2 separate regions of the Homo sapiens genome follow, and region 2 is linked to region 1. Evidence: read pairs that join two places in POLR2A ChIA-PET (ENCODE). Cell type or tissue: PC-9. All regions are shown on one strand.

The links. ChIA-PET counts read pairs that join two places held together with the same protein. Peaks named below come from ENCODE experiments on the same cell type or tissue, not always from the same donor. Only the 100,000 strongest peaks of a DNase experiment are listed, where the experiment ranks them.
Region 2: POLR2A ChIA-PET joins it to region 1 with 6 read pairs; 2 of 35 experiments call an interaction of 5 or more read pairs at or near these places.

What each region holds. Positions count from the first base shown.
Region 1 is chr12:26,089,131-26,093,130 of GRCh38, reverse strand. No RefSeq gene overlaps it. Among named protein-coding and RNA genes, the nearest start is that of BHLHE41, 34 kb to the left of the region's middle. In PC-9, no CTCF peak of the experiment used is centred here; a DNase peak (open chromatin) is centred at 1,810; H3K27ac peaks cover 2,399 bases.
Region 2 is chr12:26,177,048-26,181,047 of GRCh38, reverse strand. It overlaps a transcript of SSPN not described here. Among named protein-coding and RNA genes, the nearest start is that of SSPN, 17 kb to the left of the region's middle. In PC-9, no CTCF peak of the experiment used is centred here; no DNase peak of the experiment used is centred here.

The DNA.
Region 1 (4,000 bases):
TAAGAGACTAATGCTGAATTTGAAAAAAAAAATCTACAGAGTGAAAACACTGTTTATATAAGTTATAAATAATTTGGGAAGGGGACAGTGAAAAAACTCCTTTTCTGAAATTTAAAAATAGAACCATAATAACTATGTCATTGTCTTTCATGAGCGATCTCTATGTAAAAGCATTGATCTCTGTGTAGGAGAATAAAGCAAATACAACAGAGCCATCCATGTGACCATCAAAAACCACAAAAGACATGGTAGGAAATACCCCTGACGTGTAAGACTCCTTCAAAAAAAAAAAAAAAAAAAAAAAAAGCAGTGTATCTTCTGGGCCTGTTTCAGAAAAAAAGAAAAAGAAAATACACATTAAAAAAAAAAAAAGGCAGTAAATACTAACCGGGAGGGGTGACCTAGGAGTAAGCATGAAGTGATACTATTCAGAACTGGAAGAAATTTTAGGTATCATCATGGCCAGCCTCTTTATTTTACAGATCATGCTAATTTTCTGCTACTTATTGTGTGGCCTTGAAAAATCATGTCATGAGCAGGCTAGCTGAAAACATAGAAAGAGCTGTGGGGAAAATAAACCAGGTTGTAGCCTAATTTCTGCTGCAGTAAGTAGCTACAATAAGTAGCAGAAAATTAGGCCTACAATCTGGTTTATTTTCCTCACAGCTCTTTCTATGCTTTCATCTAGCCTGCTCCAAATGTTTTCTTTTCAATACGGGGGATCAAATAAACATACAGACTTGGGATGAAGATCTAGAACAAAAGAAAAACAAGAAGGTAACTAATTATGTATACCAATAATTTTTCTTAAAGTAAATTAAAATCAGAATATTAATATTCCTATCAGAACTTCCCCCCCAAATTTGACAGTCTCCCAAGCACCAGAGTTTCTTAGTAGAGAGAGACTTTTTTTTAGTGATAGTTAGTGGCATGAAAACAAATCCTAAACTTTAAACAGATGGGAATTTTGGGGCTAATGACAGCTAATATTAACAGTGTCGCAAGATCAGGTTCTGATTTTGTAAAGATTGAAAGAGCATAACTTCAGGTAGCTCTCGATACAGTAGAGCCAAATCGGAGTCCTCCTGCAGAGGGCATAGGATGACCAGGCGCTGAGGAGAGCCCACACTGCGGTGCAGTGTGTAATCCTGGGAGAGACCCTCTTTAATCCTGCTCTGTTAGAAAACTGGAGAATGCCATAGCAGTTTGAGCAGAAGGAATGATTTTCTCCACACGGGCAAACTTTCCAGCTCTTTCTACAGTCTCTGCACTGCAAGCTGGTTTAGAGAATGTTGAGCTTTTTCTAAATAAATGGTAAATGGAGGTTGAGGAAACACTATTGGGAATGCATTTTCTCTGAGTTATGATGAACAGAACAAATCAGGAAAAGAATCATTACGAAGTACTTTGAGCCACTCAGTCTTTGAGAATTTGCTTTGATGACATTGTAAGGTGAAGAAAGGCAGCTAAGCTAATTTTTGTTTGGACAAAAAAATGTGTTTATTCTGTTTATCTTAAATGAGAGATATTATGCTTTATGGATTTTTGAAAAAAAATTAAATAAGAAGGAGCTGTGGCCATGGAAGAGAGATGGAGGTAAGCAGATGCAGCAGATGGAGTGTGCGTGTTGAGGAATGTAGCTCCAGGCAAGAGAGAGGAAATGGAGGCAAAGGACACCTGGGCTTTGGAAATGGACCTGCAGCTTCACATGGGCGGATCAAAGGCTGGCCACAGGTTACGTAGCCCAAGTATCTGGGACAGAGATGGAATTGCTGCCTTAGGAATGAGAAGTGATTCTGAATTGAGTCCACTGGAGAAATACACATACCACATATCTCCAGCATGAGTGTTCATGCGCTGGAATCCATGGTATGCATGAAAGTAGATGACAGGTGAGAAGTCATAGTTCTGAAAGCTTCAATACCTCATTCCCCAAATGGGAAAAGGCCATGGAGCCGTATGTTAAGACCTTCTGCAAATAGGCAGTCTTCTTCCAAGTAGATCCGAGTGCATACTCATGAAGCGTATACTAAGCACTGGCGAACAAACAGAGGAAGGACATGTTAGAAGGGACCAGGTCACATCAGTGTGTCCTTGTCTCTATTCCTGCTTCTCCCTCTCAGCCTCCCCTAGCACCAGTGCTGTTGCCAGGAGACCGAAGTCTAGGAGACAGAAGAGGAGGCCACCAGGAATGGAGAATGGATAGGCTGCGGAGCCAGTGAGAACAGATTCGTGTTCCTGTTGTCTCACTTGTGAGTAATTTGACTTGGGCAAAGAGTTTTTGTCTTCTTATATGCAAGATGGGACTCATACATTCGCCTTTTCATTGAATTCAAATTTTCTGAAGGCATATTATATGCCAGGGCCTGTAATAGGTTCTAGGAATTGAGCAGTGAACAAAACAAACATGGTCCCTGCCCTTGTGCTGCTTACAGATAGGTATCAAATAACCAGAAAAATCACTGTATAATTACATAACTGTGTGACAGAAAGCAAAGAATGCTATTAGCATTTAATAGGTGAACCTAATCTGGTGGGAAGGGAAGGGAGGTTGTTAGGTAAGACTTTTTTTTTTTTTTTTTTTTTTTAAGACAGAGTCTTGCTCTGTCGCCAGGCTGGAGTGCAGTGGTGCAATCTCAGCTCACTGCAACCTCCACCTCCTGGGTTCAAGTGATTCTCCTGCCTCAGCCTCCTGAGTAGCTGGGACTACAGGTGCCTGCCACCACGCCTGGCTAATTTTTGAATTTTTGTACAAAAATGATGATCTCGATCGCTTGACCTCGTGATCCACCTGCCTCGGCCTCCCACAGTGCTGGGATTACAGGAGTTAGCCACTGTGTCCGGCCCAGGTAAGACTTTTTAGCTAAAACCAGTAGGACAGGCTGACGATTGGAGACACAGAGGCCTCTCCATGCAGGATCAGTCCTTAAGAGCAACAGGCAGCCCGATGTGCAAGAGCACCCTGCCACCATGAAAGAAGCCTGAGGGGAGGAGGCCAGTCCAGCTACACAGTGGGGACACTGGATCCCCACACTAGGGAGCTGTGTTCGGAGTTATTGACCTTCTTCCATCTGTTACCTCTTCATTGTTCTCTGTTTCCCTGGCTGCCCATACTGTGGACAATGCTTAGTAAAAAACTTTGAAGAAATTGAATTGACTGACAAATTTAAGTTGCAGCCATGTTTGTTATTTCTGTTCTTCATCTGCGTGATTTTCAAACCTTTCTGTATTCATTGTCCTTAATACATATCAGAGAATTGTGGAGTGCTAGTGCTGGAAAAGACAGAAATGAACTCACCTTAGCTCTTTATTTTACAAAAGTAGGAACTAAGGCCCAGAGAGACTCAGTGCCTTGCCCAGTGTTTGATGGCTATTATGGAATAAAGATGATTTGGAACTGCTGGGCCTCCAGACTCCTTTCTACTTTCTAATTTACTATTTGCTTTCTCTTAAAGTGCCTGATAGAGTCAGGAAATGGGGAGTTTAAACAAACATGAAGTCAACCTATTGGAAACTACTTCCAATAAAAATCTATCAGAAATGAAGCAACTCTGGCAATAAAGGGTATGCCAGAAGCTAAATGAAACAGGCATATATCTCTCCACAACACTCAAACTTAAATATTATAAATATTATATTTATTTTTTTCTTAATTAAATACAATATCAGTTAATTTTTGGCACTTTCCCTATTCTTCTTATGTCCTTATCTTTGGATGGCATAAGAACCCCTGAGCTAATATAATTCAGGGACAAAGGCAAGGGGTCTGGTTCTCAGCCCCTGTTGAGGGAGAAGCATTCAAAGGTAGCTGACTAAGCCAGCAGCTCTGCTCCCCTTCCTTCACACACAAACGAATGCACATACACATGCATGCATACACACACATACTCCAGGCAAGCTCAGCATGGGAAATTCCCCAGGCTGCCATGATGCTTCAGAAGCACTGTGCAAACAGCTTTGCAACCCTCATCCACTTTCAGTCTTGAGCAATACTGTCTCC
Region 2 (4,000 bases), 88 kb before region 1:
CTTCTTGTCCTCTAACACTGTCTTCCCTGGAGCACAACCGAACTGGGGAGAACTGGAGTGGCCAGTCTAGTGAATCTCCTGGACAGACTGGCAGACAGTAGGAATTGTTGCCTCCTTGGAAATTTTTTATTCTTCCTTTCCAGAGCTATCACCTCTCTGAATACCCCTCCACTTTTTTGCTTCCCTCCATATGCTCTATTTATGTAAATAACATTTGATAGATGCTTTAGCTTGGAGATTCAACATTCTTGAGTCCCTAGCTATGTAGAAGATGCTGTATGAGTCTACAGAAGATGAAAAGGCAAATATCTGATTTCTTGCTCATTCCTCTCAAAAGATCTCAAGTACTGTTCAAGTTTTTGTGTATCTTAAACCAGCATATATCTCTTGACTAAAAAACTGCTTAGTTCCTTAACAGTGAACTTTAAAGCTAAATTTTAAGATTAGGGAAAAATATGCTATGTGCTCAGAAAGCACAGGGGACAGTTAAGGGGGAGAAATCGAATTTCTTAAATGTAGTGGTTGGTTTATATTTTGTGGCATGAGATTGTGTATGTAATTTTGCACGATGGTAGGGCTTTTTGGAGTGGTGTGGAGGTGAAGGGCAAGTCCCTTCCCTTGTCACCTCACACTATGTTCTGCAAGCACCTAATGTCTCAAGGTGTCAGGACACTCTGTTCATCGTGACAAGAAAAAAAATCTCGCTGCTGCTATGAGCACGACCGTGTGAATGAGTATTCAGCACCTCCAACTCAGATTTGCAGCTAATGATCTAGATCTTGAATTTGCAAGGTCCAATTGTGCAGCCTCCTTCTTTCATGCTGCCTTTCTCCTTAGCAGTTTCATTATTCGTTCACACCTCCAGGAGAAGAAGTAGAGATGGAAGATGAAACATAAATTCATCAACTTTTTTCAATTCCATCCTTAGTCCTGCTGGTTCTCTGGTTTCAAGATGGGTTGTGGAAGAGAAGGAAGTGCTTGGAGGAACAGTCCTCTACAGTGCCATGAGCAAACAACACAGAGCACATCCTCAAGCCAGGGCAAACCGTATCCTGTTCACACAAAAAGACAGCAGGCTAAGTAAATATTTCACTATGGCCCTGCAAAAAAAAAAAAAAAAAAAAAAAAGCCTAGCTAAATAAAAAGCCAATCATTTATCATTTGAGCGTTTCAATTACCAAGTGATGTGCATCATCAGAGATACTGCAACACCGTATACATATGTGAGGGTTGTAGAGAAACTACTCAGTTGTGTCTGTTGCCTCTTCAAGAGGTAGCCTGAAACTAAGAGAAACATGAAATTGTGTTTGCTTCATTTTAATGACTTTCAGGTAGTCCACTGGCATCATTCTGTAGGGCCTATTAGGAGGCACTTGGAACTAAGGTGGGACAGTAAAATAGAGATTTCTGAGGCTGTATGGGGTGCAGTTGTGAAAAACTGAAAACACATCCATGCAGAGCTTTGGTTTCCTGGTGGTGGTTTAAGGAATACAAGGCCCCTAAGCAAAATTGTGAAGTTCAAGAAGTTGCTCTTGATACAGACCCACCTTGCTCTTGAATTCTCCTCTGCCCTGATGGTACCGTGACCCCTACTCCCCCTTCAGAGTGCCTGGCTCCTGTCCCCAGCAAAACAGGAGAGGTCAAATCCATCAGTTTGAGTGAGATCCAGTCATCCAGTCTGCGGGTGACAAGCTCAGTCTCATTGCCCAAAGTATAAAAGCACCAGCCTCTCAGCATGGCCCTGCTGGCCCCTCCGCCCTCACCTTCTCCTGTCCAGCCACACTAGGATCCTTTCATTCCTCAAGCACTGCTCTCCTTCTTGCTGTCAGGCCTTTGAACACACAGTTCTCTGTGCCTGAGATGCTCTTCTCCCCTCTTCCCGTCCCAGTGTTCCTCCACTCAGCCTTTGTAGTTTCCTCCAGGAAGCCTACCTTGATTGACCCATAGCCTAGGTCAGCTCTGCTCCTTCAGCCCTTTCCCAGGGCTTCAACTTTGCTTCTCCTTTGCAAGTCTTCCCGTCATTGTCCATCCTTCATGGGATATTATGTTCCCTCCTACACTGTAAGCTGTGGGGTGCTGAGCTCTGTTTATTGCTGTACCCCCCAGCATAGACTGGCCCATGGTGAGTGCCAAATGACTACTCTATAAGTGAATGATTTAATGAATTAATCTAGTCTAGATATCTACAGTAACATCATATCTCAAGAGAATATATCTTTAAACTCCTCAGGAAGCTTTCAGGTTTTTATCCTAGACCAGCTGCTCTTGCTGGGGGAACAGACCAGGGGCCAGAGTTGCTGAAGACCCATTTAGAAGATGCTGTGACCACAAGGGCATATCCAAGCTTCTTGTGTCTGTGCTGCTGAGGCACGTGTCTGCACCTAAGCCAGACCCACTCTGTTCCTTTTTGCTCTCCTATGTCCCTAACCCCTCCCATATCTCTGCCCCCCAAATTTCAACTGATGAATTCTGAATTCATTCTTACTGTGTTCACATATTTGCTTTTGTTCCCCACCCCTCTCTACTTTAGCTGAATTTCACCCTCTATCCAGGCAGCTATTATACAACCAGTCATCTACAACCCTTCTTAATTTACCTTATTCTGTGCTTCAGATTTCCATCCCTATAATGATTACTAGCACTTATATATATTTTTTACTAAACATGAAGGGCTTACACACATACACACACACACACACATACATTTAGTCCTTATAATAACACTATGAGATGGGTACTATTATAATCTCCATTCAACAGATGAGGAAACCAAAGCACACGGAGAAGTTAAATAATTTACCCAAGGTTACCTGGTGAAGCCAAGTCTGAACAACGTGGTCTGGCTTCAGAGTCTACGCTTTTCAGTGCTACACTCTGTTGCTTCTCAGTTATTAGGGATGTGAATTATGGTTGCCCTAGTCACATTGCTTTCTTGAAGAATTCTCACTCTAGTGCCTACTAAGTGAGCATCAAAACACATGACCTTGTATTTTGCGGCCTCAAGTAATTGGGTAGCTGGTGAATACCTAACCCAGGTGACCTGACCCATAGGCCAGTCAGTGAGCTTAGACTTGGGGGCCTTAGTCAAATGACAATTTGGACCATTCATATGAGAATATATGGAATTGGAAATGAACAACTAGGGCTGTCGTTAGTGGACGTTAGAGATGAGCAGTCATGATACACGTGAGAGATATAGAACTGGAGGGTGCCATGCAGGGTCCTGTGCATGATGAGTGTGTAAAGAGCCAGCCGGCACAGAAGATCAGAGCACTCTGTCAGATGCAGATGTCAGACAGATCATATGACACTTAGGATCTCCAGACTAGCTCCAGCTGCTGATTTTTCTAGTTCCCAGTTTCTAGGATTTCTGTTCCTTGCATTCAAAGGATTCACGAGTAGAACCTATCGCCTCAAGACTTCTGGTCCTCAAAGGCTTCCACGGCCCTCCACAGTAAGTACAACAAGAGGAGGCAAAAATAAGGAGCTCCTTGATGGGAGGGGAAGCTACGGGTGGGGCAGAATGGGTCTGAGTCATGTGTGATGCCTGGGGAACTTCCGCCACCTTCACAGTTCCTCTCCCAGAATGACCCTGACTTACTGAACACTGGGCAGCATGACTGTTCAAGGTTACACCTCTAAGCACTGGGGATGCAGACGAAGGTGTCCAGGGGTCCAAGATTTATCTGAGTGTCTAGAGCCATGTAGCAACCAGCACCATGTCCGAGGGTTTCAGGAGCCTAGGCTGGAATAACACAACACTTAAAAGTGAAATTCTGGTATTCAGTAATCCTCAGAGATTCACTGAGAGACAGGTGGGAATAATAATATAATAGTAGCCTTAAAATAGTGTTTTATGTCTCACAAATCCCTTTTAATTAAATCATCTCATTGGATCCTCACCACAACCCTATATCCATTCAATCATTCAGCTTTGCTCATTTTGTATTCTGAACTTTTTTTCTTTCTATCTCCCTCTCTTCTCGTATTGTTATTACCT